Regions from separate parts of the Mus musculus genome. Here all the other regions are linked to region 4. Evidence: chromatin loops called from intact Hi-C (ENCODE). Cell type or tissue: gastrocnemius. All regions are shown on one strand. Region 1 overlaps Bcas3 (breast carcinoma amplified sequence 3). Region 2 overlaps Bcas3 (breast carcinoma amplified sequence 3). Region 3 overlaps Bcas3 (breast carcinoma amplified sequence 3). Region 4 overlaps Bcas3 (breast carcinoma amplified sequence 3). Region 5 overlaps Bcas3 (breast carcinoma amplified sequence 3). Region 6 overlaps Bcas3 (breast carcinoma amplified sequence 3). Region 7 overlaps Bcas3 (breast carcinoma amplified sequence 3).

What was found. Hi-C counts contacts between places; a loop is a spot of excess contacts. Peaks named below come from ENCODE experiments on the same cell type or tissue, not always from the same donor. Only the 100,000 strongest peaks of a DNase experiment are listed, where the experiment ranks them.
Region 1: a loop joins it to region 4, with 7 times the contacts of the local background. A loop is called at or near these places in 3 of 42 quality-filtered maps.
Region 2: a loop joins it to region 4, with 2.7 times the contacts of the local background. A loop is called at or near these places in 15 of 42 quality-filtered maps.
Region 3: it touches region 4 in a loop (5-fold over the local background); 32 of 42 quality-filtered maps call a loop at or near these places.
Region 5: it touches region 4 in a loop (3-fold over the local background); 15 of 42 quality-filtered maps call a loop at or near these places.
Region 6: a loop joins it to region 4, with 2.2 times the contacts of the local background. A loop is called at or near these places in 2 of 42 quality-filtered maps.
Region 7: it touches region 4 in a loop (4-fold over the local background); 20 of 42 quality-filtered maps call a loop at or near these places.

Annotation. Positions count from the first base shown.
Region 1 is chr11:85,631,260-85,635,259 of GRCm38, forward strand. The region is part of intron 22 of Bcas3 (breast carcinoma amplified sequence 3); the gene reads left to right. Among named protein-coding and RNA genes, the nearest start is that of Bcas3os1, 86 kb to the right of the region's middle. In gastrocnemius, no CTCF peak of the experiment used is centred here; no DNase peak of the experiment used is centred here.
Region 2 is chr11:85,715,525-85,719,524 of GRCm38, forward strand. The region is part of intron 22 of Bcas3 (breast carcinoma amplified sequence 3); the gene reads left to right. All of the region lies in intron 1 of Bcas3os1 (breast carcinoma amplified sequence 3, opposite strand 1), which reads right to left. Among named protein-coding and RNA genes, the nearest start is that of Bcas3os1, 2.2 kb to the right of the region's middle. RefSeq lists enhancers at 1-858, 2,547-4,000. In gastrocnemius, no CTCF peak of the experiment used is centred here; no DNase peak of the experiment used is centred here; H3K27ac peaks cover 1,585 bases.
Region 3 is chr11:85,515,766-85,519,765 of GRCm38, forward strand. The region is part of intron 15 of Bcas3 (breast carcinoma amplified sequence 3); the gene reads left to right. Among named protein-coding and RNA genes, the nearest start is that of Bcas3, 160 kb to the left of the region's middle. In gastrocnemius, a CTCF peak has its summit at 2,414 (motif pointing right); a DNase peak (open chromatin) is centred at 2,459; H3K27ac peaks cover 743 bases.
Region 4 is chr11:85,821,051-85,825,050 of GRCm38, forward strand. The region is part of intron 23 of Bcas3 (breast carcinoma amplified sequence 3); the gene reads left to right. All of the region lies in intron 1 of 2610027K06Rik (RIKEN cDNA 2610027K06 gene), which reads right to left. Among named protein-coding and RNA genes, the nearest start is that of 2610027K06Rik, 9.3 kb to the right of the region's middle. In gastrocnemius, a CTCF peak has its summit at 2,351 (motif pointing left); DNase peaks (open chromatin) are centred at 2,341 and 2,624; H3K27ac peaks cover 673 bases.
Region 5 is chr11:85,705,239-85,709,238 of GRCm38, forward strand. All of the region lies in intron 22 of Bcas3 (breast carcinoma amplified sequence 3), which reads left to right. It overlaps Bcas3os1 (breast carcinoma amplified sequence 3, opposite strand 1), which reads right to left. Exons shown (of 6, transcript NR_045875.1): 2 at 1,499-3,977; 3 at 957-1,042. Among named protein-coding and RNA genes, the nearest start is that of Bcas3os1, 13 kb to the right of the region's middle. RefSeq lists an enhancer at 3,257-4,000. In gastrocnemius, a CTCF peak has its summit at 1,556 (motif pointing right); no DNase peak of the experiment used is centred here.
Region 6 is chr11:85,737,203-85,741,202 of GRCm38, forward strand. The region is part of intron 22 of Bcas3 (breast carcinoma amplified sequence 3); the gene reads left to right. Among named protein-coding and RNA genes, the nearest start is that of Bcas3os1, 19 kb to the left of the region's middle. In gastrocnemius, no CTCF peak of the experiment used is centred here; a DNase peak (open chromatin) is centred at 1,589; H3K4me3 peaks cover 571 bases; H3K27ac peaks cover 3,040 bases.
Region 7 is chr11:85,380,396-85,384,395 of GRCm38, forward strand. The region is part of intron 5 of Bcas3 (breast carcinoma amplified sequence 3); the gene reads left to right. Among named protein-coding and RNA genes, the nearest start is that of Bcas3, 29 kb to the left of the region's middle. In gastrocnemius, a CTCF peak has its summit at 1,855 (motif pointing right); a DNase peak (open chromatin) is centred at 1,853.

The sequences.
Region 1 (4,000 bases), 190 kb before region 4:
GGATTCACATTTTTATAGATGGTTCCCATTTTAAAAACAGTTCAGTGGTTTTTGTCTTATGTACACAACTCCATTCTATTCTCCCAGTCTCCCTTATAGGCCCAGTGCTACGCTTGGCTGCTCACAGACCAGTGAACAAGGAACTTCATGGGGAATCTACATTGTTCTGACTCCCTGCAGACTACTGTGCCTCCATCTCTGCTCTTCAATGCTTGGTGTTCTTGTAGTACCTGCTGTTTTGTCCTATGAAAGCCCTTAACTCCATTGTCAGATCATACGGTATTGCACCACAGAGTGTCATCTTTTGAGAAGCAGTTACGTATAGCTTTGGTGGAACTAATTATAAACATATCGATGCTGGTGACCGTAAATATCAAACAAAAGCTCTTTCAACTTGGCTACACGTTTGTTCTGTCAACCTCATGTTCATGTCTAGATCTCAGTATGAGTATTCCACATCATTAGCAGAGTTCTTCAGATTTCATAAGAGTGGCAATTTTCCAGGGCTTCACATTGCCAGGGAGAGAGGAGGCTTCCGTAGTTCTCAGAATCTACTAAATGTTTAATCACTTTTATTAAAATCCTAAATGAACTCTGTAGCCTGAAGGAGTTAATACACCTACCTCCACAAGCCTGCCTTCAGCTGGTAGAATAGGCCCATGGCTGCTGTTGTCCACAGCTGGACAGGTTACACAGCATAAATTGCGTAGAAATACACAGGCTCCACGATTACTGGAGAAGAATTGTGTTGCTTGCCCAGTCATATATTTTGATCTTTATTGCAAGTAGTTTATTCTCATGAGAATTGGGGGATTAGCCCTGCTTTTAAGGTAAAAAGTGTATCTGCGAGGGTAAAAATATAAAATGAAAATAGATTTTTAATGGCAACTGGGGTTTTTAGTATTCATTTCACATGCATTTTTCATCCTGAACTTTTAAACAGTTTTGAAAAACATATGAGAGATTTGTGAACAAGGGCAAGAGGGGGTCAAATGTATCAAATCCTTGGGTTCCAGCAAGCGTAGGCTTTGTGGAAGAGCAAAGGAGCACACACATGCTCTGGGAATGTAAATTAAAATAAGCCCCCATTCTGTGGTAGCGAGGAGACTCGGTGAATCCTGCTGTGTCCCAACGTCTGTGGCGTTTGCCTTAATAAATTAAGCAAATATTAAAATAAACATTAATTTTATCAGTCTGCATTTTTCCTCTGTGGATGAAAGTGTCTCAGGAAAAATCATAAAAGAATCTATGGTAGCTCAGAGAGGTTAAACTCAACAGTTGTTTTCTTTGAAGTCTCTGGCCACGAGGTTAATTGCCAAAACTGCTTGTGGAAAAGGTGGTAACAATTTAACAAGACTGTACAACTGCAGGGACTTAGATGAATATCAGGTGTTTGCAGATGTTTTTTTCCTAACAGGAAAGGGGGTGGGTAGGAGAGGCGGAACAGAATGAGAAACAGGGGAAGAGGGGGCCTGAATAAAGTCCCAACTAAACAGCCAATAATTCTTTGTTTGCTTAGGCAATCATCCTGTAATTGGCCAGGAGGTTAATAGGAGTCTATTGATTGGCCAGGAGGATTGCTTACTGTGGCTATTTTTACAGTATGCTCCTAGACAGGAGGCTGCAATTACTGGAGCGCTCATTGCCACTCTTTAGGGCCATTGCTGCTCTGATTTATGAAACCTGATCAGGTTACTGTTGGCAGTTTATGTTTTAAGTGTTGCCTTCTGGGTCTTTGCTGCTCACGGCCTGTGTGCTACTCCGCATCATTTATTGTGGTCATTTGAATAGGTAAGCTTATTTATGACTTACTGCAGTAGGAATACATTAAAAATAATAACCACCACCCAAGTGGAAAGTGGGAAAGTGGAGATGTGTGAGACAGAGTTCTACCTGCTCTGGGTCAAGCAGCGCTGCCACCAGTACCATCCCCGAAGATGGAAAAAGTCTGCAGTCTGCCTTGTGTCTGTCCCCCCAGACACACCCGGCTCCCTAGTGAATTATTAGACTTCAGTTCCTCTTCTTGTAATTAATAATAATTAGATTTGGTGGCAGGTATATTTAGAGTTAAGGAAACTGAGGCCAAGTTCAAAATGTTTTCGAGTCACGAGGCTGCCTCTGATCCCATGACAGGCCTCCTCTGTCTTAACACATCCTGACCTGGTCCTGACCTTAGCATCACTAATACGTCTCTTACCTCATGATTTCATTTCACTCACTGACCGTGACTAGAAATCCTTCCATCTTTCCATGAGCTCCTGATATTGGTTCTTTCCCCTTGCTCAAACCTCCTTTTGTAGTTGAGTTCTCTGGGAGCCTGGCGAAAGGGGAGCGAATCTCAGATGTGGCCCTCAAGCAAGAGCTTTCAGTGGGGTCACCTCGAGACCATAAGCTTTCACCTGCCCTTCTAGTGTGTTCCTGAAAACGAAAGTGACAACAGTTTGTCCTGCTCTTACTAACTCTTCCTTTCTAAATCTTACATTACCACTGTTAATTTAAAGGTTAAGAACTTGTGCACACCTCCTCATTGCCTCCAGGGACCCACTGTTTAGCACCTGTGGATGCAGAACTCCTGGGCTGGACCACAGGATTCCTGTGGAAGACAAGGAACTCTTTCTGTAGGAAGTGTGGCAAGTACCAGCCATCCAGGCAACATAGTTCTACAAGGTCAGAGATCCTCTGTACCAACAAATGGTCGAAGCCCCCTTTGAGGCTGAGAGACCCTTTTACAGGAGTCAGACATAAGATACTTACATTATGATTCTTTTGTTTTGTTTTGTTTTTTGTTTTTCGAGGCAGGGTTTCTCAGTGTAGCCCTGGCTGTCCTGGAACTCACTCTGTAGACCAGGCTGGCCTTGAACTCAGAAATCCACCTGCCTCTGCCTCCCAAGTGCTGGGACTAAAGGCGTACACCACCATACCCAGCTTTACATTATGATTCTTTGTTGTTGCTGTTGTTGTTTTTAATTTATTTTATGCATATGAGTACACCACCATTGCTCTCTTCAGACACACCAGAAGAGGGCACCAGACCCCATTACAGATGGTTGTGAGCCACCATGTGGCTGCTGGGAATTGAACTCAGGACCTCTGGAAGAGCAGTCAGTGCTCTTAACCACTGAGCCATCTCTCCAGCCCGTTGTTGTTGTTTTTTTGAGACAGTGTTTCTCTGTGTAGCCCTGGATGTCCTGGAATTCTGTAAACCAGGCTGGCCTTGAACTCAGAAATCCACCTGCCTCTGCCTCCCAAATGCTGGGACTAAAGGCGTGTGCCACCACTGCCCGGCTACATTATGATTCTTAACGGTAGCAAAATTACAGTTAAAATGTAATAATAATACATAATAATAAATGTAATGTAAGAAATAATTTTATGGTTGGGATCACCACAATATAAGAAATTGTACTAAAGGGTCGCAGCATTAAGAAGCTTGAAAACCACTGGTAAGGAGGGTTCTAAAACCAGGAAGAAGATGTGGCTGCCATACATGTCTAAAGAATGTTGACATGACATCACAGGAGCAGTAGATGATGAGCAGAGGAGAAAGGCAGATAACCCTAAACTTCACTGTCATTGTCCTGGCCTTGCCAGGATCACAACCCGAGGGAGCACTCTACAGTGCCACATCCCTGAGGGAGCACTCTACAGTGCCACATCTCTGAGGGAGCACACTCTACAGTGCCACATTCCTGAGGGAGCACTCTACAGTGCCACATCCCTGAGGGAGCACACTCTACAGTGCCACATCTCTGAGGGAGCACACTCTACAGTGCCACATTCCTGAGGGAGCACTCTACAGTGCCACATCCCTGAGGGAGCACACTCTACAGTGCCATATCCCTGAGGGAGCACTCTCTACAGTGCCACATCCCTGAGGGAGCACACTCTACAGTGCCACATCCCTGAGGGAGCACTATAGTACCATAGCTTCCCCTGTGCTTTTTTGTTTGTTTGTTTAAAATTTAAGATGGCAGTAAAAGATTGAAGTTATCTTTCAGAA
Region 2 (4,000 bases), 110 kb before region 4:
TCCTTCACCTTTTTCTCCACCCCAGAAGTGGATGAAAATATCAGCGGTTTCCGTCTTCTGTCACTTGTCACAAATACTTTCCCAAGCTAATCTCACATAGGATTTGCCAAGGATCAGAACCCAAGCACAGGGGGTCACTACTCACCTCTGGGTTACCTCGGACAAGGTAAGAAGAGACCTTGAGGTTAGACGTGCCGCAGAGAACCTGAGGCTGGATGCACTGGGTGGGTGTGTAACCCCAGCAGCTGGGAGACAGAAGCCTTGGATCACAGGGTACAAGCTTGCCCCAGGTGTGTACTGAGATACTGTCTCAGAGAGTCGGGGGGGGGGGGGGGGGAGGAAGGAAGGAGGGCAGTTGGATGAGCGGGACTAAACTGCTTTCCCCAGCCATGCTCTATTTGGCTCTGCATTCTGCTTTCCTGTTTCCTCTCCATGCCACTGTTGCCAAAGCATCACATGCAGCTACTAGGGAGGCAGAGACTTCTGCACCACAGTGTGCATATCCTCATGAGCAAGGAGTAGGTGTCAGCCCTGAAATCAGAGGAGACTTGGCTCCGTACCTCTCCCTGGGTAGATGGCTTTACTGCTGTGTCTGCTGAGGGCGAAGCTTTTCCAACAGAAAGGTCGTTCTTCAGCATTCTTTTATAGACTGTTTTAGCCATACTGTGTGTAGGGTTTAGAGGATTTCTGCTGTAGCTGCTTATGTGGGAAGCTCACCACAGTATTCTCTTCCCTGAGCTGTTTGTGGTAACATCCTAGCAATTTGTTTAGATGTTCAGTGAATGATACCTTATTATTTTATTAAGTGATGGGCTTTAACTTGAAGGAAACTTGAGTTCTTGATGGTTTTCTTGGCAAGCTACTGTATACATATTTCCTCCTAGACTTTTAAAGACTGTACCACTCATTCCCCTTAAAAATGGATCCTGGTTAAACAGATTTCTGAACCTCCAAATCACAATTATATCCTTTATATTATACTTTCTGACTTTTTCTTAAACCTTCCTTAGTGACTGTATGTTACCCACCACACCCTCAACCTCTGCTGGTAGGCATGAGCCAAGTGGCCCGGTGGCTTTATGCGATGGAGGCACTTTTTGACAGGAAAGTTGTAGATTTACTTTCAGAGGCCCTGACCTAGACCACCCTACAGAGGTCATTAAGTCTCTTGCCATCAAGCCCTAAGCAGTTTCTTCTCTGGTTTGCTTTCTGTGGATGTCTTTGTCTGGGGAGTTCAAGGTGTCAGAGATCGATGTCTGCCTGGTTCCTTTGAAGACGCTGAGTCAGGAAGGCACAGAGGAGTTAGATGGTAATGCCAGCTGGAGATAGCCAAGGAAGGCACAGAGGAGTTAGATGGCAATGCCAGCTGAAGATAGCCAGAAGGCACAGAGGAGTTAGATGGTAATGCCAGCTGGAGATAGCCAAGGAAGGCACAGAGGAGTTAGATGGCAATGCCAGCTGAAGATAGCCAGAAGGCACAGAGGAGTTAGATGGTAATGCCAGCTGGAGATAGCCAAGGAAGGCACAGAGGAGTTAGATGGTAATGCCAGCTGGAGACAGGGCCACATAAAACAGTCACTTCATAAGGAACCTAAGAGGTTTAGGGTTATTTCTGTCCTATGGCCCAAGAACTATTAGCAACCCCAGGCGTCAACCTGCAGAAAGGCAAGAACTCAGTGTAGTTCTTAAGTATGGTTCCATGAAAGTCATCAGGTCCTCTCAAAAACCTCTAGATGTTTGCCTTAAAGCTTAGAAAACAGCACAAAAATGATATAGCTGATAAAGAGACTGATCCTGGCTTTTGACACATCTTCAGTCATTTCTTCACATGCACTCAATCATTTCTTTACAAATATACTCAATCTCTCCTAACTAGAATACTCCAGTAGTCATGCAAGAATCTTAACCAAAATAACTGAAGTTTTCTCATGTCAACGCATTTTTCTCCTCAAAAACCTTAATGAACCAGATGGTGGTACATACCTGTGAGCCTAGCATTCTAGAGTTGGAGGTGGAGGATTGTCAGCTCAAGGCCATCCAGGGCTTTTAGCAAGTTCAAGTCTAACATACACTGTCTTTCAAAGCCAAGGGTTAGGAACATAATTCAGTGGTAAAGGTTTGTGTAACATGTTCAGGACCCTGGGGTTCCATCCTAGAGATGAAAGACAGTTGACTTATATGTTGCTGCCTTTAAATAATGTCTCAATTGAGGTATGATGGAAGAAATGGATCTGGGACCACCCATCATATAATCCAAGAAGTGACAGCCTTGCAACAAATATGAGACCTTCGTTTAGTCTGTTCAAACACGAGCAACAAGCTGCTCAGGGGGCTCATGACTGTTCAGTGAAATGCACATGCCGTGTGCACACACTTCCCAAACTCTTGTTTCCACTTCAGTTCTAACTGATGCTTTCCGTCTCGACTCCCACTTCTTGCCTAGAGGAGCCCTGTGTGTGTGACAGACTTGTTACTAAGCATCTCCCTAGCATGCCTTACCTTCCTAGCTTCATTCATGTGCTCGTGCCCCTCGCCTCTGACGAGCCCTCCTTCCAGCAGGGTCTTCCCCAAAATTCCCATGAACACATCACAAAATGGATTAAGTATTATAGCAGAAAGATGCTCACTCCTTACGCCCTGGCCTTCTAATAAGGGTGATGGGCCTGGGATATGCCCTCTGTCATGTGTTCTGGTCTTACAGGGGAGGAAACAGAGAACACTGGCCAAATATTGACCACTGACTGTCCCATCCTGTTGTAGCATATGGACTTGTGTTTGTAATTCCTCTGAGATAAGATTTTTACCATCCCTTGTAATTTTATTAATCCATTCTAGACTGACAGATGTTGCCATGAGCCTTGAGCTCTTGAGGATTCTTGTTTCATTTCTGATTAGATGATGAGTTTCCTTCTTAAACCCAAGGGTCTATGTATGCACAGCCCTTCTCTCCTAAAGAGCTTGTTTGGGTGCCAGAAAGAACCTTGCTGTTCCCTGGCTGGTACTGGATATCACTTTTCTATATCTGAGCCCTTTCTAACTGGTTCCCTCTTGCAAAGGTAGCACCCAGTATGCTGTCAGTGCTGAAGTAGTAGCAGCTGCTAGATGGGTTTTACTTTTACTTGTGTTTTTATTTTGAAGGGACCTGAGGATAATAAGGGGTGCCCAGAGGACTAATCTGTGGATCTCCATTCTTCTCGAGAGCACACAGAATTTGAGAACACTGAAACTGAGCCAGATAATGACCCAGAGGTCTGCTAAATGTTCCAGGGTGGTTGGCTCTTTGTTCTCACTTATTAGAGTCCAGCTCCGCCTTTCATAGCACAGTAATTGCTGCAGGGCTTGGGCCCAGGTGATCTGTCTCACAGGCCAAGCTGAGGTTGTCTGTTACCGTCCTTTACCGGTCTCTGGCAACAATGGGAAGTGCTACCCCTGAAAGCAGGTTGGTTAGCATCTGGAGCTCAATGAACCTGTTGAACTTTTCCAGCCATTTTGTTTTTTCCTTTCCATCAACCTACTTCTAAGAGGCTCATGTTCTGTTCCAAGGGCACCAGCCTTCGAGTGGGCACTTGTCCATTCCTGGCCTAGGGCAATCAGGTTGGAGATCTCCCGTAGACACCAGACACCCCCTATCTCTCCAACTCTCCTGTTGGCTGATCCCCTTAGTGCTTCTAGGGCACTTGAGGTCATCTTTTGTCCAAAGGAGTGCCACTGTGGCATCTCACCGAGCAGGACTGTGGGTACTCTCCCCATTGCTTTGGACAGACTTGACAATGCCTCTCTGTGTTAAGCACTGTGCGCAGCTCCCTCGAAGTAGGCTGTCATCAGTCCTCACATTTGCCCTGCCGCGGCTGTTCATACACCCGTTTCACAGGTGAGTGTAGGAGAAGTGAAGTAACTTGCTGACGGGTGAGCCGAAAGACCTGGAAAGTCTCCTTCTCCCGCTCTTTACAGAAAGCCCCTGAGACCCCGGTGGTGATTCGTTTACACCAGTGTCCTCAGA
Region 3 (4,000 bases), 310 kb before region 4:
GTGCGTATGGATCAACTGCTGTCACTCAAACTTTGCTGCTGTTCGTCAGCAGTGTGCAGGATTGATTCATTTCTCATGTTTTTTTTTTTTAACAAAACAATGTAAGTAAACAATATTACTGAATGAAATAAAAATTTGAATTTATTTCTTTGCTTTTAATTGCTTTCAGTATGGACATTAGCTTGTGAGTATTTCTAAAGTGGGAGATGATACAAATCCGCAGTTGAAAGTGGCACTAGTCACGGTTCCACACGTGAGCTCACATAGTTGATAGATGTGCTTTTTACATTTGTTTCTTTAGGTGCGTGCTTGTGTCTGCGTGTGTATGTGTGTGTGGTTGTATATGTACGTACGTGTTTCTGATAATCTTTGGGAGTTGCCTGTCTTCCCTTCACTGTGTGGGCCTAGGGATTGAGCTCAAGTGAAGAGTCAGACTTTGGCTGCAAGCCCTTGCTCACCCACCACACTGGCCCTGCTTACTTTTCCTGTTTCTTTATCTTGTGAAGTAGGTTTTCCTTTTAGGTTTAAGAATATAGTGTCTGCCCTGTCCTGAGATTTTTAAGGACTCACTGACCTCCCTTTGCCTCTCTTGTCCCTCCCTCTTTTTCCCTCCGTTCTTCCTAGGTCTCATTGGATAACCCAGACTGGCCTCACTAGTAGTTATGTGTAACTATGTGACCCCTTACGTAGCCAAGGCTACCCTTTATCACTGATTCTCCCTTCCTGCCTCCACCTCCCAAGGTTTGAGTATGTCCCCTAACCCAGCTTCTTTCTGGCTTGGTCTGGAGAAGGAGTTGTGCCAGGCCTGCAGCATCTGACAACTGAATTCCAGACCCTGCTCCCTCCCAACCTGAGGTTTGAGGACTTTGAAGGAGGCCTCTCATTTCTTGGACCCAGAGCTGCTATATTTCAGCAAATGGCTTACAAGTCCAGCAGTCTTTCTGTCTTTTTAGCATCTGTGTGTACGGCACTCCCGTCTTACCACTTGGAGACTGTTTACAGCCTTCATTTGATGGTTTATTGTAGTTATTTACTTTGGTCGATAGGGAGTTTTCTTGATATAGACCGCATCCTATTGTAAATATGCAGCAGCCACCCAGCTCCTCACATAGCTTCACCTCCTTGGGAGTCAGCAGCACCAGAGTGCCATGTCCTGACTGTTCCTTCTAGTCACTGTTTACTTGTGGAGTGGAGTTTCCATAAGTGTTTTAATTTTTGCCAAGAAAAATCAATCATGTGCGCTGAAGTTCTGCTTTAAATTCCATGCCTCATCTGACACAGAGTATATAAATGGTGCAGACACGCCATGTGGGAGAGCCCTCCTTGGGTCGCTTAGCACCTGGAGTTTGCTCTCTCCTTGTAGCCTGTTGCCTGAGGTCAGTGAAGCCTTGCTTCTAATCTGTTGTAAAAACCTAATGTTTTCCTGGTTCCCGAGGCATCCTCTGAAAACGTTGGCATAACTCTATGCTCATTTTGACATTTACTATACACCAACACCACCCACATTTTCAATATTTTCATGTCATTTTCTGTAATTGTGCAGAGATAGAGGATGAGTTCTTTATGCAAATGTTTGGGAAAGGGTAGCCTCACACAGCAAGATGTCTAATTTAAAAACCACATAAGAAGCCAAGATATGACACAAGTCTGTGATTAAGTACTCTGGATGCTGAGGCAGGAGGATTGTCATGAATTTGGGACCAGCCTAATGCTGATAGGTGATATCCCATCTCAAATTATCCTTTTTAAGTCACTAATTGAAAAAAACTATTAAAGAAAGATAGCACCTCTAGTAGTTCATAATCTTTATAGCAGTGTGTAGTTCACAGAAGTATTAAGAGGGACATAGAGTGCATAAGGATATGGCTCAGTGTGTAGTTTTGCTACACACATGGACGTTTATCTTGCAGGAGCCGCCTCTAGTTCCAGCACTTGGGAGGAGTAGTCACGAAGATCCCCGGAGCAAGCTGACTGGGTAGCCAGTCTTGGGCCTGCAAAGCTCTGGGGTCTGTGAGAGACTCTTTGAGCAGGGAAGCACTAGAACAAGAAACATGTCGTGGAATGTCTGTGTGCACACACATACACAGGCACTACTCACACCAGCCAAATGGAGGCATACGTAGTCCCATGTGTGAGAGAAGTAAAGTAAGCTATGAGAACCCTCAGGAGCCTGTTAGTGTACAGTGCTGTCTAAAAATGTTTTAAACATAAAATTAAACCCAATTTAACTACTGTAATCTTTTATGTTGTTTAGATAAACTCCTTTAAAATAAATGCAACAAGAAAATATAAAATAAATATAAATTTAATGTAATTATCACTTGATGCAAATACAATCTTTCAATTTGCTTTTTTTGCTTATGAATACAAATTTGCATTTGCAAATCATGAACAGTTTGGGTTTAGCATTTAATGGTTAATGAAACATGCTACCTCTAGAGGGCAGTGTGCTCTCAGCTTTTCTGTTCCTGTCATCAGGGCTTGAACCTGGGTATCTTGGGAGCAGATACCACCATGGCATCTCTTCGTTTTCTTGTGTTTTCTGTGTTTTCTTCTCCAAATTCTTCACAAGGATGTGGACTCTGTATTATCACCAACTTACAGCTCTTTTGAGTACTTTGTACAGATGTTCATTTCCTGTGTGTGACTCTTGACGACTGCTGTGAATGGAAACATTTTAGTTGTGTTATTTCCTAAGTGCTGTCAGTGTGCTCCCAGCCCTCCTGTCCCGGAGCATGTGTGTCCTGCTTTTTTGTAAACCAGCAGTTGTCTGGATGCCATGATTCAGGCACTGTTAGTGCTGTCAGCTCATCTCTCTGTTCTTACCACTGATTGGCCCTGTCCTTCCTTCCCTTATCTAGTCCCCAGTAGCCTCTGCTTTCCACTTCTTGTTTCTTCTCCACTGTTTTCCTGTATGCCCCTTTCTAAAGCTGCTGTGAGATGAATCTTGGCTCTCCTGTCTGGGCCTGGAGCTCCTGTTTGTGCTTTGTGTTTTTGTATTTGTGAGAGATTCCCCATTGCCACCATCCCATGTCCTACTGCATTCTTGTCCCCACAGTGTGTTCTAACAGAGACTTTTCTTTGAACATTTCTCTTACTATCATGTCTTTTCTTATGTTATTTTCTATTGTTTAATGTTTTTACAGGTTTTTGTCTTTTTTTTAAGCTATTATCTCCATTGTTTAATTTTCTTCTTTGTCTGACTGACATTGTAGTTCTGACTGGCATTGTAGTTCTGACTGGCATTGTAGTTTTGACTGGCATTGTAGTTCTGACTGACATTGTAGTTCTGACTGGCATTGTAGTTCTGACTGGCATTGTAGTTCTGACTGACATTGTGCTCACACTGGATAGATTTTGAAGTACTGACACCTAGACTCATTGCTGTGATGAAGCCAAAATATCCTTGACCACTACATGAAAATGACTGTTTCAGTCTTTAGTTTTATTACTTACTAATTTGCTTTTATTTCATTATTTAATTTTTTAAAATTGTTGAGCCTTCTCTCCAGCCCCTCCAACTCTGTCGTTATGAGCACTGTCTGATCTTCCAGAGTACCTATGTTCAACTCCTGTTACCTACATGTTGACTCACAATTGTCTGTAAGTTCAGTTCCCAGGAATTTAATGTCATTGCAGGTGGTATACACACACACACACACACACTCACTCATGCATGTAAACACTCATACCTGTGAAGTAAAAGTCAATACAGAATGATTGATTATCTTCCCTGTGAAGGGATCAGTCTATCTTCCATTTCAGGCATAAAAACAGGATTAAGACTACAAACTCTGAGCTGGGCGGTGGTGGAGCACGCCTTTAATCCCAGCACTTGGGAGGCAGAGGCAGGCGGATTTCTGAGTTCAAGGCCAGCCTGGTCTACAGAGTGAGTTCCAGGACCCCCAGGGCTACACAGAGAAACCCTGCCTCAAAAAGAAGAAAAAAAAAAAGACTACAAACACTGAAGTTGGTTTTGATAATTTTGGAAGGTAAAATA
Region 4 (4,000 bases):
CAAGGCCTCCTCTGCTTCAGGCTTATTTATTTCATGAAAGCAGAGGCCTCGCCCTTCTCATTGCTGGCTCTGCTGTCCACTCCTGTCCCCTGTGGCCTGCCTAGTCTCTGCTACTGGGGATCAGCTGTGGTAACAAGCCTGGTTTCTCGTAAGACCAATGTGGTGTGGGGTCATGGGCAGTAGTATTAGTGGCCTGCCCTAAGACCAGTTCTCCCTCCGGTGAGCTCAGGGTCACCAAGTCCCTGGAGAATATGAGGGCACAGCCTGAGTCTGAGAACTTGCTTGAGGCTCCTCCTTATGTGCTGCCCTGCTGTGGGGAGGGCTGGGGATAGGAGAACAAGCTTTCTTAAAGCATGGGCCAGACTCCGTGATGCTTGGAGAACCTCCCTAGTTGACTGGCCCTAGCTGGTTCTGCTAGGCTTTATCTGGCGTCTACTTACACTGCAGTAAGCTGCTGGGACTTAGGGAAGGTGGGGTTGGGGAGGTGGGGGCAGAGGGAGGGCAATGGTGAACTGAAACCAGGCTACTATGTTAAAATGTCCAGGGTTCCCTCTGAAAACTTGTCAGCCTGCCTCCTTCCTCTTCCTCTCCCAGCAACCCACCTGCATGGGGCCCCGTCTGTCACTGCATGGGCCATAGGTCCCTGTGTATCCCCTTCTAGAAACCGTCGTTTTATGTGTTCTATGCTTACTGTGTGACTCCTCTTCCCTACCCCATACTGAAAGATTCACAACACTTCTGCCTCTGGGCCCGCCCCTCCATGACCAGTCAGCCTCCTGCCGCCTCACGTGCATGTCAGTGTCCTGGACAGCAGAGTGTCCCTGCAAGACCGCCCTTTGCCCGTGTGTCACCCCTGCACCTCCCTCCACCTCCTCCTCCTGCTTGTGGAGATCCGTGTACTTCTGGAGCATTGTCCAGATCTCTCAAAGAAAACACAGAAAAAGATTCCTCAATGCTTTTCTTTCCAAAAGGGAAAAAAAAAGGAAAAAAAAAACAATGCCAACAGCCCAGCGTGCGTGAACAGCCCAACAGTAACAAAGCGTGCGTTCGAGACGGAGGAAGGTAAGGCCACGCACTTCCACACGGTTCTACTCGCCACTTGCTCCAGGGCTGGGGGGTGACTCGAGTGGGGATCCCGTGTGCATCTGCCCTCCTCCATGTTCTCACCCCACACCACACACTCTCACTCTGGTGTCTTTGGAGGAATAGAAAGAGATTGGGTTTGATAGAAGTCGCTAGTAAAGTGCCAAAGAAACCGTCCCAGCCGGACCAGCTGGGCCCCTGGGCCTCTCACTGACTGTCCGAGCTGGAGAGAGGTCCCATGTCTCCCACCACACCATTCATTCATTCCAGAAATTATTTTTCAGCACAAGCTACTTCTCAGGCCTGGGGATTGTGACTGGAGAAGCAGGGACTGAGGCACACATTCCCGACCAGGGCCTGTCTTCCTGAGAGCTAACTAGGAGTCAAATGAGGAGTTCCGAGCCTAGGTGCTCTGCAGTGGACACCGTGGTTCGCAAAAGAGCAGACACTCACGGAAAGCTCAGGAAGAGAAGCAGGCATGTTGGAGCTCGGCGGCCTAAAGCTGTCCATAGCAAGCTCCTCATTCAAATAGGAAACACCAGTGAAGTCAGACAGGGCGGCAGGCTGTGAACAGCCATTGGTATGCCAGGGAATTTATACCTGGGGACCATAAGGAGTGAATGGATGCCTTTAGAGGGATAACAAGATGAGGTTCACAGTTTCCGGACTTGGAGTGAGAATATGATCTTGGGACCCAGTGGCCATTTCAGACTAACCAGTGCAATGTTTAAAGAAGACAGTCAGCAAAATCTTAGGTACCCTGAGATGTGGGGCCACTAAACACTCCTGTCCGGCCCCATCTCTCCCAGGCCTAAGCAAGAAAGAGAAAAAATGGGCCAGGCAGCTCAGCCACACCTGGCCTCCATCTTGTAACCCCTTGGCAACTCTCCCTGCACTGTCACTTGATGGATGGGGTGTGTCCACTCAGACTTATGTGGTGGGGTCACCAGGTTGGCTGGGGATGTTGCTGGGGCCTGTGCAGAGGGACAGTGGGGTGCAGAGCTGCGGCCTGGGCTGTGGATTCCTTAGCTTTCTTGGCAGTGTGGATATGTTGCATTTGTATCAAGACTGCTGGGACTCTCTCTCTGCTCAGCAAAGAAGCCCCTCTTCCCTCACTGATGGCCTCTCCTGCTCCTTTATCTGGGGCGGCTTTCCTTGGGCCTGCATCCATCCTATCTGTATCACTAAGAGGCCCCTGCTTTTCTTGCTACTGCCTGCTCCTCTCCTGCCCTTCCTGGCCCTGCTGTCAGCGCCCCCTAGTGCTAGGATGGCTGCGCGGGAGGGCATGGCCTCTGCAAGCCTCTCAGGTCCTTCCGGTCTTTCTGGGACACTCCTGGGCTTGCTTGTGGGGAAAGGAGGAGAGAAAATGGACTCTATTGGATGTTCCTCCTGGGAAGCCCTTCTGCTTGCTGATGCCTAGGGCCTCCCTTTGCTCGATAGCCTTCTCCCTCCTGTCCCCAGATGAAGGTGAACCTGAAAGCAAGCTGGAGGAAAAGATCTGAGCAGCCCTCGGCCTCATCTTTCTGTCCATATAGAGTTATCTCATGGCTTTCCCAGAGCCAAGGCCCCCCGCAGGAAGCCAGTGTCTCTTGGGGATCAGGCACCACAACCAGTCCCTCAGCCTTTATCCACAGTCCTTCTCCTCTTCCTCTTCCTCCTCCTCCTCCTCCTCCTCACAACAGTCCCAACCTGCTAGGACTGATAATGCTGTGTACCCATCTACCTGGGCTAGGCCCAGATATGACTGGCATGGTTAGCATTTCCCTGACCCATTCCGTGGCGGCTGCTGCTGCTTCTGGGCAGCCCAACTTGGGCTACAGTGTGACCTTCAGAGGGCGGGAGTGGCTGGATGATGATGGCCAGCCTAGTGGGGGCCATGACCCTCACTCCCTAACCAAAGCCAGCTGTGCTGCATGTGTTTGGTGGCAGGGGACTGGGGCAGGTACAGGCTGGATACTGAGCTCTGAAACCAGATGAGTGTATCGCTGAATATACCTTGATGTTTTGAGTAACTTCTTAAGGTCCTGTTTTCCTGAGGTAGGCAAGCAAAACTGTAAAACACAGACAGGCAGACTGCAGAGGAAGAAGCTAAGCCGTAGGTCACATCTGAGTTTGGAGAAGACGCCAGAAATGTCTATGCCTGTGCTTGCCCACGTTTTAGAGGCAACAGCTCAAAGCAAAGAGAGAGTAGGAACTGACCTTAGAAAGCCAGTGAATTGATCCAGCAAGTAGGGTCTCCTATTCCCAGCCCTCTGCCCACCCCAGTTGGTTGAAGAGATGGTGAATCAGTTAAGGTTATCATAGGTAAATAGATCTGGCTTCCATATCCAAAATAGCAGTGTGGAGGTACAAGAACCAGGGCAGCAGGCCTTGCTACTCTACAGACCAACTCAGCATATAAATTCTGTGGGTCCCCAGGAAACTTGGCTGCGGTGGGGTAAGGCTAAGAGGAAAGACTGACGCAAGTAAGGGCCTCTCTCTTCAGTGGAAGAGACTCCCACAAAGGATCCCGTTATACAGAGAAGCCATATAGTTTCTACAAGCTCAAGCCCTGCTAGCAGGTAGAACTTGTGAGAGAGCAAGGGAACAGTGGGGCTGAGCTGGGACAGGGCTCGAGACAAGTCAGCTGGGACAGCAGTCGGGACAGATCAGGCATACTGTCTCCTCTCTTGTCCTGGCTTGTGCCCACCTACTGATCCTGGATAGTGTGACTAAGGGTTGAGGCAGAATGCTGGCGGAGCATGAGTGCGTGAGCAGGAGCACCCCGTGAGAAGCAGTGTCATTGCATAGGGCTTTATACCGCATAATGGCCTGAAGACTTCCCCACAGTGAAAGAAACACCCAGGTCAAAAGCTAGAGGCTGCTAGCCAAGGGGGCTTCTTCTCCCAACTGAGCCCCTTGTGACCTGAGCTGCCAC
Region 5 (4,000 bases), 120 kb before region 4:
AGCCTGCCCCAATTTCATTCTTACTGAGAAATTAATTTATAATCTTTATCTTTAACCGCAGGTTATTTGTTGCAGGTTCTCCCTAAACTTCACAGTAGACAAGAAATGATTTTCCATGAAACTCCTCTAGGGGTAGAAACCCAGACCCAAATTCTGAGTCCTGGATTCTGATGTCTGTTCAGTTTGTCACACAGACTTGGACTTCTACAGAGTTCCATCTCAAGAAATTGCAGACTCTCGAGATGCAGCTCAGGGCACAGTGTGTGTGCTTAGCCTGAGTAAGGTGCTAGGTTCCATTTCCAATAGCACAAGCAATGTCTTCTTAGGGTTACTATTGCTGTGACAAAACACGTGACCAGGAGCAACTGGAGGAAAGTTAATTGGCTTATACTTCCTCATTGTAGTCTATCACTGAAGGAAGAGAGGGCAGGAACCTGGAGGCAGGAGCTGATGCAGAGGCCATGGAGGAATGCTGCTTACTGGCTTGCTCCCGGGGCTTGCTCAGTCTGCTTTCTTATAGAACCAAGGACCACCAGCCCAGGGATGGCATCACTCACAATGGGCTGGGCCCTCCCCAGTCAATCACGAATTAAGAAATTGCCCCACAGGCTTGCCTGCCTGTAAGCATCATTGTATAGAGGTATTTTCTCAATTGAGATTCCCTCCTCTAAAGTGACTACAACTAGTGAGAACTTGACATAAAATTCCAGCACACCCAGCAACAACAAAACCACAGATACTTTCTGACTAGAGTGAGCACCGTTGTCGTGACCTTCAGGGTTTTCCTTTACCTGAACGGATTCATCCACTGGCTGAAACTTCAGAAACCGAAAGGAGTAATTTAATTGCTCATTGTGTGGGGAGCTAGGAGATGTTGGGTCATTGTTCGCTTCAACCCCCAAAAAGAGTATGTCAGGATGAGAATGTTGTTCAGTTGGTGGAACTCGAACACTTGCCCGCTGTGCAGGAATTCTTGGTTTTGAGCCCCAGCATCCCATGTCCTGGTCAAGGCGACACATGGCACTTGCCTGCAGTCCCAGCCCTAGGAGGCAGAGGAAGAGGGTAAGGAGCTGGATCCAGGCCATCCTCAGTTACATAGGAACTTCAAACCCAGAGCATCTAAAAGCCACTTTTCCTCCCAAGCTACATTTATTATAGGAAAAATATAAGACAAATAGAAGGAAGTTGAAACTACTTATAAATCCTTTGCCATTATTGTTTAATATCATTATTAACAAGCACATACTCCAACTTTAGATTTACTTTGCCAGTCTTTTAAAAGGCATTAACTAAAAGACAAAGAAATTGGTTTTCAGTGGGTTAAGGTGAAAAGTGATAGAGAAACCCATTCAGTCTCAAGAGACGGTGTGAATAAGATGATCCTGGAGACAGAGTGACTAGGAGTTGTTAAAAATTACATCATCCATGAGCAATGGGGAAAATTGCCTCATTCTTATATTCTTTACTTATTCTTCCTTAAAAAAAAAAAAAAACAAACCTGAGTGCATGGATGTATGTTATATGAATGCAGTGCCTGTGCAGTCCAGAAGAGGGCGTCAGATCCCCAGTAATTGGAGTTACAGACAGTTGTGAGCCACCATGTGGGTGCTGGTCCTCTGCAAGAGCAACAAGCTCTTGCCCACTGAGCATGTAGGAGAAAAAGATACTAAGTTAGATTTGGTGGCTCATGATTATAAATTCCAACATTTCAATGTAAGAATTTCAAGGTAACCTGACTTTATGAGACTCCATTTTGAACAGGCAATAGAATGTACCAAGAGGCAACAGGATGTTAGATCTACTTCCCATTTGGTGGTGTTTCTGATTTGCTACTCATCTTTCTTGTTGGAGCCTGGTCAACTATAAGGAAGTATCTAATCAAATATTACTGATCTATATAACATTGCTTATTTTAAAAAGTTGCCCCCTCTGGTGTCAGAGGAATTTTCTCTTTAGTAGAAAATTTTATGTGCCCAAACTGAAGTCACCGGGTCTCCTGTGCCTGCCTACATTCGGTGGTTTTAGATGAAGGGCTTTAACCTAGCCCTTAAAAACTCAGCTCCATGCTGGAGAGAGGGCTCAGTGGTTAAGAGCACTGACTGCTCTTCCAGAGGCCCTGAGTTCAATTCCCAGCAACCACATCATCTCAACCATCTGTAATGGTATTTGATGCCCTTTTCTGATGTGTCAGTGACAGTGTACTCATATAAATAAAATAAATAATTTAACAGAAACACTCAGCTCCTACGGCAATCCTAAAGTTACTTCTGTTGTTTCTTAGTCTCAAGGTGTTGTTGAAAACAAAAGCAAAAGGACAGCCTGCCTGCCTTCCCTGCCTTCTGCAGTGTAGTGGGGCTGTGAGCAGCTCTCAGGGTCTGTTGCATATTTGTTGGGGACCCAGTCCAAGGCTAGACCTTGACAAGTAAAAGAAACGGAAGTTGGGGTGGGGTGAGGGAGTTAAGTAACCTGTCCAAATTGCCACTGTCCTGCCTTGGGAAGTCTGGGCCTGAGCCCTGCAGCTAGTGTGGCCAGAAAAACTGATCTGTCTCCATGCTGGTGTCTTTGAGGTAACTTCAGAGCTGGTTAAAGTGTTCTCCTGGCCTCTTCTTCTACTTCCAAGACTGCTCAGGAACTTTTGTTCTAGGAACTTTAGCATGCCAGGGTGAGCTAGGGAAAGATCCTAGAACACATAGCTGAATTAGACTAGTTGCTCTAGGTTAGTGCTTGTTAAAGAGAAACTCTGAGCCTACTACAGTGGGTTCAAGCTACTACAGTGGGTTCAAGCTACTACAGTGGGTTCAAGCTACTACAGTGGGTTCAAGCTACTACAGTGGGTTCAAGCTACAGTGGGTTCAAGCTACTACAGTGGGTTCAAGCTACTACAGTGGGTTCAAGCTACTACAGTGGGTTCAAGCTACTACAGTGGGTTCAAGCTACTACAGTGGGTTCAAGCTACAGTGGGTTCAAGCTACTACAGTGGGTTCAAGCTACTACAGTGGGTTCAAGCTACTACAGTGGGTTCAAGCTACTACAGTGGGTTCAAGCTACTACAGTGGGTTCAAGCTACAGTGGGTTCAAGCTACAGTGGGTTCAAGCTACTACAGTGGGTTCAAGCCTGTAGTCTCAGCTGTTGTGCAGGGGACTGAGGCAGGAGGCTCTTTGGAGCTAAGAAATTAGACAGCCCAACCTGAGAAACCCAGCAGGACCCTTTGTCCAGGAGTAAAAAGAAAGTTAAAACAAAGAAACAAAAAACCATTTAAATTGCAAGTCATGCTTCATTTTGATATACCTTCAACCGTTCAGCTTTGGCGTGATTTAAAATGAGGGAATGTGTGTGTATAATAACCTAATTGACAAGCAATGGTGCCGCTCCTCGCCCAGGGCTACCCGAGCATCCGGAGGGCCATTTTGTTTAATTTGTTTCTTCACATAGTTTCTGGTGGGAAAATGCATTTCTCTAATACCCAAATTAACTTGATTGAAATGTCTTAGACTTTGCCATTTTCCAGTGGCTAAAAAGGTTATTTCTCAAGTGTTTAATTTTTTAAGTACAGTATATATTAATTTAACTGCTACTGCCTGACAGTCTCATTCCATGAAAAATTATCACAACTCAGTACCTTTAAGCAAATGTTTATTTATACTTCACTTCCCACCCCAGTGTAAAATTATTCAACTTTGAAAATATGTAAACTTTAAATTGAGGTTTTCAAAAACTTGAACCACTTCTTGATTTGTTCAATATAATTTTCATAATTTCTTTACAGTATTCTGTAACGTGTATCAGAAAGGAAACACTTATAAACTGATGCTGTCTATAGGAGCTGTCCAATCAGTAATGATTGTAGGAAGGCTTCCTTTGTCAGACATGTACCATATAAATACTTGCACTTAACATGAGAAGTTCATCCATGAAGAGTACAGACTGCATTGGACTTCCGATTTCTTGTCACCGTTTTCTTCTTTAGGGACTGAAGCTAGAAGATGAAATAAAATCTTC
Region 6 (4,000 bases), 84 kb before region 4:
CTGAGCTTCCCTTCTGCTCTTTATTTGTAACTTCTCAACCTCCAGCGTGGATGTTTACCTCCCTGTACATCGCTGCAACACGAAACCGCTCTGTCTTCTGACAGCAAATAAACTGGCTTTAATGGGTGTTCAGCTACAGCGGCAGCTCCAGGGTTAAAAGTTTTAGCAGGCAGACTGGCCAGCAGGAGTTAGTGGTGTGGAGTACAAGGGACGCCAGGCTGTCTCTAAATTTTTTGGCCCTCCCCAAGTACAGAGATGAAGGAAGAGCCTCTATAAATCACTGGAGATTAGAGGCCCTGTTCTTGCCGACTCCGCAGGGTTGCACTGCTTAATGTCAAAGCCTCACGTATTACTTTAACAGCACTCCTTTCTTTATTAAATCCACTTTGAAATATATATATATATATATAAAAGATGATCTTTCCAGTAAGGGGGAGAAGGCTAAAAGGATTTAGAAAGTATCTGTTATGTTACATTACGGAGACTAATAACTGTTTAGGGAATAAGTAACATTTTTGCACCATCTTAAGCCATAAAAGAGAGAGCAAGAGAGAAGTATAAAGGTCCATTCCTTAGAACCAACTTGCTGGAGAGTTTATGTCACCCTGTGTCCTTGCCTTCTAGCTTCTTCAAAGGCTGAGCTGAGGCCCTGGGAAAATGGCGTGAACATTAGTGAGAGCAAGAGCAAGTCTGGGAATACACTTTTGTGGCTAAATGTTTTAGAATTAGGAAGGGCGAGGAGAGGAGAAGAGGAGGGGGCTCAGGAGGGAGTACAGTCAGGGAAAGAGTTCTACTTTTGTACTTAAAAGAAAAAATGCAGACTGTGTTGGTTTGAGGCTAGGCTTATCTCCTTCATCTGACTTTAATGAAGACATATTTCAAGCAGCTGCAACCATGTCAGATGTCATATTTTGGCTCAAAACTTCCACCTTCCAAGTGGGAGGTTTCTTGAGACCTAGAAGTCCATAGTAATTATAAGCTAATTGGCTAGCACTGGCAGCAATCTGATTGTCACAGAGCTGAAGTCGGAACCAGTTTCTATAGGTGAAGTCAGAGTGGCGAGAGCTGCTAATTTGTAAAGCTAATGCTGAGTGCATGGCCTTCATTACGCCATTCTCTCTGCTTACGGGTTTGTTAAAATGTCATAACAGAAAAACAAATCAGTTTGACTAAAATGCTTAGCACTAAATGCAAAAATAAACTTGACGTGAGCTAACATCTTAAATCACCAATTACAGCATTTTAATCTATACTTTCAGAGAGGTCTTAGGATGAACAAAGCCTCACAGAGAATTGGTCGCCTCTAACTTTCTACTAGTCAGAGTCTAAAGGTTCCTTGTATTTGTCTCTTTCAGTCAAATGGCAATTACTTAAGCAGAATTATTTCAAGAGGGCAGGATTCCTCATTAAAAGCCTTCAGAGTCTAAGGAACAAAAAGTGTTCAAGGGATTTTGTTAGCTTGCCTGTTTTAGCCAAGAGCATTTTGTTTTTAAAGTTTCTTTTGTTTATTCAACAAACGATTGACTAACAACTGCTATGCCAGCAGAGCCTTTGCTGGCCGCCAGTGGTAAGATAACTAGTAGCCAGAGCTCCCGCTGTGTGAGGGGCTTGCAAGCTTCAGCAGGCCGGTAAAAATATAAATGAGTCTGGTTGTGGTGATTGGTGCCTGTAAGCTCAGGAGGCTGAGAGAGGAGACCAAGTTCAAGACCAGCCTGAGCTACATAGGAAGATTCTGTTTCAAAGGAGAGAAAAATCGAATGCAGATTAAATGTAAAGTCACAGTGAAGCTTTAAAAGTAAGGGTCAGTTTCAAATGTTGTTGTACTCAATTGAAGGAAGACATTTACTCTATTTGTATAGCTGCCAGAGTATGAGCTAAGGAAAAAGTGTGAGCTTTGAGAGGGGCTGGGAATTTCTATTCTTCAGTTTTTATTTTATTTAATATTTGGTATTTCATACATGAATACAATGTGTTTAGATCTAATGAACCTCTTTGAGCCGATTCTTGCGTTGTTCTGGTATGATGTGATTCCCTTCTGCATTTTCAACTGTAAAAGGGGTTCACACCTTTAAAATGTGGTTCAGATTTCCAAGTGGGGAAACCAGCCTGTTTTGCAGCATTTCCCACCCACTCACTCACAGGTTGAAGCGCTTTCTTCTGAGATACAGTCTGGAGATGCTGTTTCTGCAGAGTCCTGCCACAGTGAATCCACATGGTTCTTCGTTCATAGCAGGCTGTGCTGCACACTAGCTTTCATGGCTCTAGGATGGCTGCCCAGTCTTAAAGTAGCTGCTCTTAAAATAGCTGGAAATGGATGCAAAGTTCAGGTTTAGTTAAAGGGATTTGCAGGCGCTTGCATGTGTGCTCACTTGCATGCCTGTGTGGGTGCTCATGTGACTGTGTGTGTACTCCATAGGACCATTTACACAGGATCCATTGTGAGAGCAAATGCCTGGTGTGGGGGGAGAGGAGGAAGAGGGGGAGGCCTGCACCTAACCATCTTGGAACAGTTGCTCAGAGCAGCATTTAGTGTTTTATTAGGAGAGAACAAGTCTATAAAAGGAACAAGAGGTTCAATCATTACAGAGTGGGCGACAGGAGGCAGCTGCCAGGATGACTTTGAAACCCTTTGCGATCCTAGAAGAGTTGCCACAAGTAACACACTGCAGCTGCTGGGATCCTTCAGTGGAGACGCAGAACTTGGCACCCACTCCTGCAGCAGTGGGACTCTAGGGTCACCAGTGTTTTCTTTAGATAAGTTCCTACCCTGCTCTCACTGCGGTTCCTGTATTCATTCTCTTTTGTTTTCAGGTAGGTTTGAGAGAATTAGAAGCGGACAGCCCCCTAGTGTGATTTAAAGAGAAAAGAAAGATCTTGCATGCTTGGGGGTTGGGCAAGTAAGACTGGGTTGGGAGAACTCAGGGGCTCATCCCACTCTTGCCCACAGTGCCTACACTTAATAAGTTGCCGTAGTTTGCAGACCATTGCTTGCATGATGTCATGAAAGTAACAAAGTGTGTGAGTTTCTTTTTGTGAAATCTACCTGGCATGTCTGTTTCTCATCAGCACATGGAGAGTACTTGCAAAGTTGAACCCCTCAACTTTAAATTTCTCCAATTAAATCCTATAAAGTCAAGCAATAAGCATTGTTCACATAAGCCAGAAGAAAAGTTATTTACGACGGGTTATTCTTGACAAATGTATTATTTGATATGTATGTAAAAAATTTTGATAATGCTTTCTCAAAGAGCCAATGCCAAAGAATGAAGGTTGTTGGCTGGGAGAATTCTTGTGAGCTGTGAGCATGCTCAGAGACCAGCGGCATGTCAGTGACTGCTGATAGGACCCTGGAAGTGATGGGGCCCCAGCCTTATGGGCAGAGGACAGGGTGTGGGAGGGCTAGGAGGTGGGAATGGTAACAGTCACAATGCATATTTAGAAGGTACTCTTCTCACAGCCTATGGAACCGTTTCTGTGCTTCTAACTCCGGGGAGGCTAGTCACATTTCTCCTCCTTTTTTGGTCTATACCGTTTAAAAACCATCCCCATTCCGACTCCTTGGAGAGCTGCGCATACTTCAGCCGTGTTAAGATGGAGAGACAAGTCAGGAACTGTCCTTTAACATCCCCCACCCCCATAGCGGTGTCAAACATGTACAGTGAGTCTTAGTCATGTTTACCCTGTTACCCTCTCTCATCACCCAACCCCCATCATGGAAGCCCTTTTTCCAGGCCCTTCTCCCACCACTTTCAAGTCTTTGTGTATGTATGACTCACTGAGTTGAATAACTGACTGCTTACATGACAAAGAGTTAAAGGTTATTTATTAGAGCATAGATACATGGTCACTTCTATTTGTTTGTTTGTGGCAGGGTCTCAAGCCAGTCTGACTTCAAACTTCCTATATGATCAAAGATGACTTTGAATTCCTTTTGATGTGCGGTAGGTGTGGTATAGTGTATACACACATGAATATGTAGGTGTGCATCTTCGTGCATGTG
Region 7 (4,000 bases), 440 kb before region 4:
CCTTGAACTGAGATTGCAGGTCTGACCACTATGCAGTGTTGGGAATGCCACTAGGGCTTTTGCATGCTAGGCCAACATTCTACCAACTGAACTATACCTCAGTTCCCATTTGTGTTCTTGGATTTGAACCCAGGACCTGGTGGATGCCTTGCATATCATGGAGGGACATTTCTAGCCCTTGTTTTATTTTGTCTAAGGCAGAGAACTCCCTTATGTCTATTGAAACATATTTGCAGTTAAAAGTTAATTGTGGGAATGGGAATTTGTGGATCAGATGTAAGCTCTCAGCTTTTGCTCCAGCACATGCCTGCCTACCTGCTTCAATGCTCTCTGCTCTGATTTTCAAGGGATCACCAATGGAACTGTAAAATCAAAATTAAATGTTTTTTTTTTTAAATATGTTGCCATGGTCATGGTATTTTGCCACAGCAGTAGAAAAGTAACTAAGACCCTGTTATTAGTAGAGTATGATTTTGTAGTGTCAAAAGTAAAAAATAAGAAAAATAAAATCATTCTAGCTGAGCCACATGGCTCAGACCTATAATCTCAGCATTGAGGGGCTGAGGAAGGAGGAGTGCTGCAAGTTCCAGGCTGTCTTAGATTACAGGTGAGACTATGCCTCAATAAACTAAACCAATGTGTCTACCCTAATAGCTCAATGTGTTGTGTAGTCTGTCAACAGTTTTCATTGTCCAAACGTTTGTTTGGGGGTTTGTTGTAAGAGGATTATGAAAACCCTGAGATTTAGAAGTCAGTTTCTCCAATTTCTTGGCTAGCTTGGTGCTGTGTGATATGAGTTGGCATGATAATAATGATAATAGCAATAATAATACCAAAAATAATGTGTACATGCAAGTGCATGTATGTGTGTATTTGTTATGTTAAGTATGCATATATGGGTACATGTTAGTATGTTTGTGTGTACATGAGTGTGCATGTGAGTGAGTGAGTGTGCAAGTGCTCGTACCCACGTGTGCATTCAGAAGCCAGAGCAGGACTTTTGGTGTTAGCTAGGATATCTCACTAACTGGAACTGTACATTTTGGAGTAGTCTTGTTGTTCAGTGAGCTCTCGGCCTACAATACAGTCACACATCATACCTGGTTTTTCCGGTGAGTACAGGGGATTTGAACTCGGGTCTTCATGCTTGTAGAGCCAGTGTTCCTGTGCACTCTGGGCCATCTCCTTAGTCTTTGCATCACTTTTGAAGAAATAAAATTTGAGCATCTGTGATCCCAGCTACTCAGGAAGCCAGGACTGGAAGGGTCAGAGTTTGAGAGTTTTGTTCTTTTTTTTTTTTAAAACCTATGTAGGGTTGGATGTATGTTATACACAGGTGATCCCAACTTATGGTGGTGTGGCAGAGGATTGTGAGTTTAAGACTGGCCATCGTTAGATTGTCAAGCCTGTTAAAATACAAACAAACAAACCAAAACAAGAAAGCCAGCAAGAGGCTAGACAGATGGCTCTGTGGTTAAGACCACTGGTTGCTTTTCCAGAGGACTGGGGTTAAATTCCTAGCACTCACATGGCAGCTCACAACTGTCTGCATTTATAGGGGATCTGACATCTTCACACAGACATACATGCAGGTAAAACACCAATGCACATAGCACAAAAATAAATAAATAAATCATTATAAAAATAAAACCTTCTGGGTTTACAAATGTTATTGAATTTTTTTTGTTTTGTTTTGTTTTGTTTTTTTTTTTTTGTTTTTTTTGTTTGAGCCAGAGTTTCCATCTAACCCATACTACTCTCAAAGTTTTGGTAGTTGTCCTGCATAGCCTTCCAAGAGCTGGGGTTATGGGTGTGTGCCACTGTGCCTGGTTCTGTTTGCGTGTGCTTCGGATGTTGGACACTAGGTGTCACTGCCACACCGATCTACAGAAAGCATGACCTGAAGCTTAATGTGAAGCTTTGCATACCAAAACCTGCAGAGCAAACACATGAGGGCATATTTGAGGTAGAAAGCAATTAGTCCATTATTTATTAGAAGCTATATGCCAGTAGACCTTGCCGCATTGAGATTGTTAGCCAGGAAACATTTTTATAGGTTTCATTTGGGAGTAATATTAAGTTGGTGATTTGAGTGCATTGGTAAGCAGAGGTTTGGAGTCCATTCAGGCTGCATATGCTGTTGTTGAGCACAGGCCTTGTGTTTGTTCTCTGCTTTCCTTACAGGAAGGAGAAGTGATGGGCAGGTCTGTGCTGGGTGTCAGATAGAATAGCAGCATAGACGAAGGAACATGTTGAATCTGCCCAGATTATTGAACTGAAAGTTTTTCTATATTTTTCTTTTATTTTTTTGAGTCAGACTTTTCCTCTAACCCATACTGGTCTCAAACTTTTGGCAGTCATCCTGTGTAGCCTCCCAAGAGCTGGGGTTATAGGCATGTGTCACTGTGTCTGACTCTATAATACATTCTTAAAATTTTTATTAGTTTCTTTTATTGACATTAATATAAACATACAAAGTAATGAATGTCATTTCTGGCATCTTTAGACTTGTGTCCTTGCTCTCATTCCTTCCTTCCCCTGTAGTATGACTCCTAAGGCCGTCTTTTAGACAAGCCCAAGTGTGTTCTAATAGCATTATGCAAATTTTGCTAATTTGTAGGCTGATTGTTACTTCATAATTGAAGTTTATCCTAAGTTGGGATCTTTCTTAAATGAGAGCCCCCCCCCTTTTTTTTTTTGCTTTCTAGGAATATGTATGTATAGTTGGTTTTTGTTTGTTTGTATGTGGATGTGTGGTGCATGTTCTTGAATGTGCATGAGTGTGTGTTTCCATTAGGAGAAAAAAGGCATGGGCTCTTTTTCTCAGTTGTTTCTCTGTCTTAATTGCCCTGAGATGGGGTCTCTTTTTGAACCAGAAGCTGTGGTTTCAGCTCTACTGTCTGGCCAGGGAGGTCTTCACAGCTGCCTGTTTCTGCCTCTCACTGTTGGGCAGAAGTAAATACTTCTTGAAAAAGTAGACTGGAGGAGAAGGACGGAGTTGCTGTATGTCCCATGGGTACATGTGACTCCTGTTTACCAACAGTCTAAAGCAGAGTGATGTGGTTGGAGTCTCTGAACCTGAGTTCACATGTTATTGCCACCCACAGTCAGGGTTCATTTCAGTGCTGTATGAGGGGCTTTGACAGATGTGCCATGACACGAGTCACTGAGCATTGTTCACTCATGTCCCCACACCTTGAATAGAGGCCATCATTTTTCTCATTACTTGATATTGTATTTGGCAAATGTCATTTGCCATACTTGGAGTGGCCATTTCAGATTGGTTTCTGTTATATTGAATATGCATATAAGCGTCCTCTTGTTTCTTTCATGAATTGATAGTTTATAGACGTCATATACCATTGTAAATATAGTTTATAATACCACAAGCTATATAAAGCTCATGTTTATAGCTTGACTTTTTCCTGTGTATGTGTGATTGTGCATGTATGCACACAGACAAGTAAGTGGAACAAACACACTGGATGGCATTTAAGGATCCTTTTCTTTCTCATGTAGTTCCCTCCCCCATGGGTAAAACAGTCATTGTCCTGACCACAGATTAGCTTGGCAGTTTTAAACAATTTAAATTTATGCACTATGGAGTCTTCCTTGTCTTGTCTGTATTCTTTTGCTCAGTGTATATTTTAGATTCAACCCATTCAAGCTGTAGTACAAAGAATGAATTAGAGGCAATGAAGTTTGTGTGCTTGAGTGACTGTGAAGTGTTTATGACAGCTGCTTAGGCCAACACCCTCTGTAATGGTGTTACATTGACTTCTGAGCACCTTCCAGTCTGCCTCCTGGCACACATGTCAGGCTGTCTGAGTGCTTTTGCATTAACATCTACCCCAAGGAAGATCTTTTGACTACAGAAGTGTTAGTTGCAAATGGAAGATACCATTAGAGCAGCTTCAAAGGCCCGATACTTAGATTGGTGTGTGCTGAAGTCATGGCTGGGGCTGTGAGGTCTGGATCAGCCGTGCGTGCTTAGCCAAGG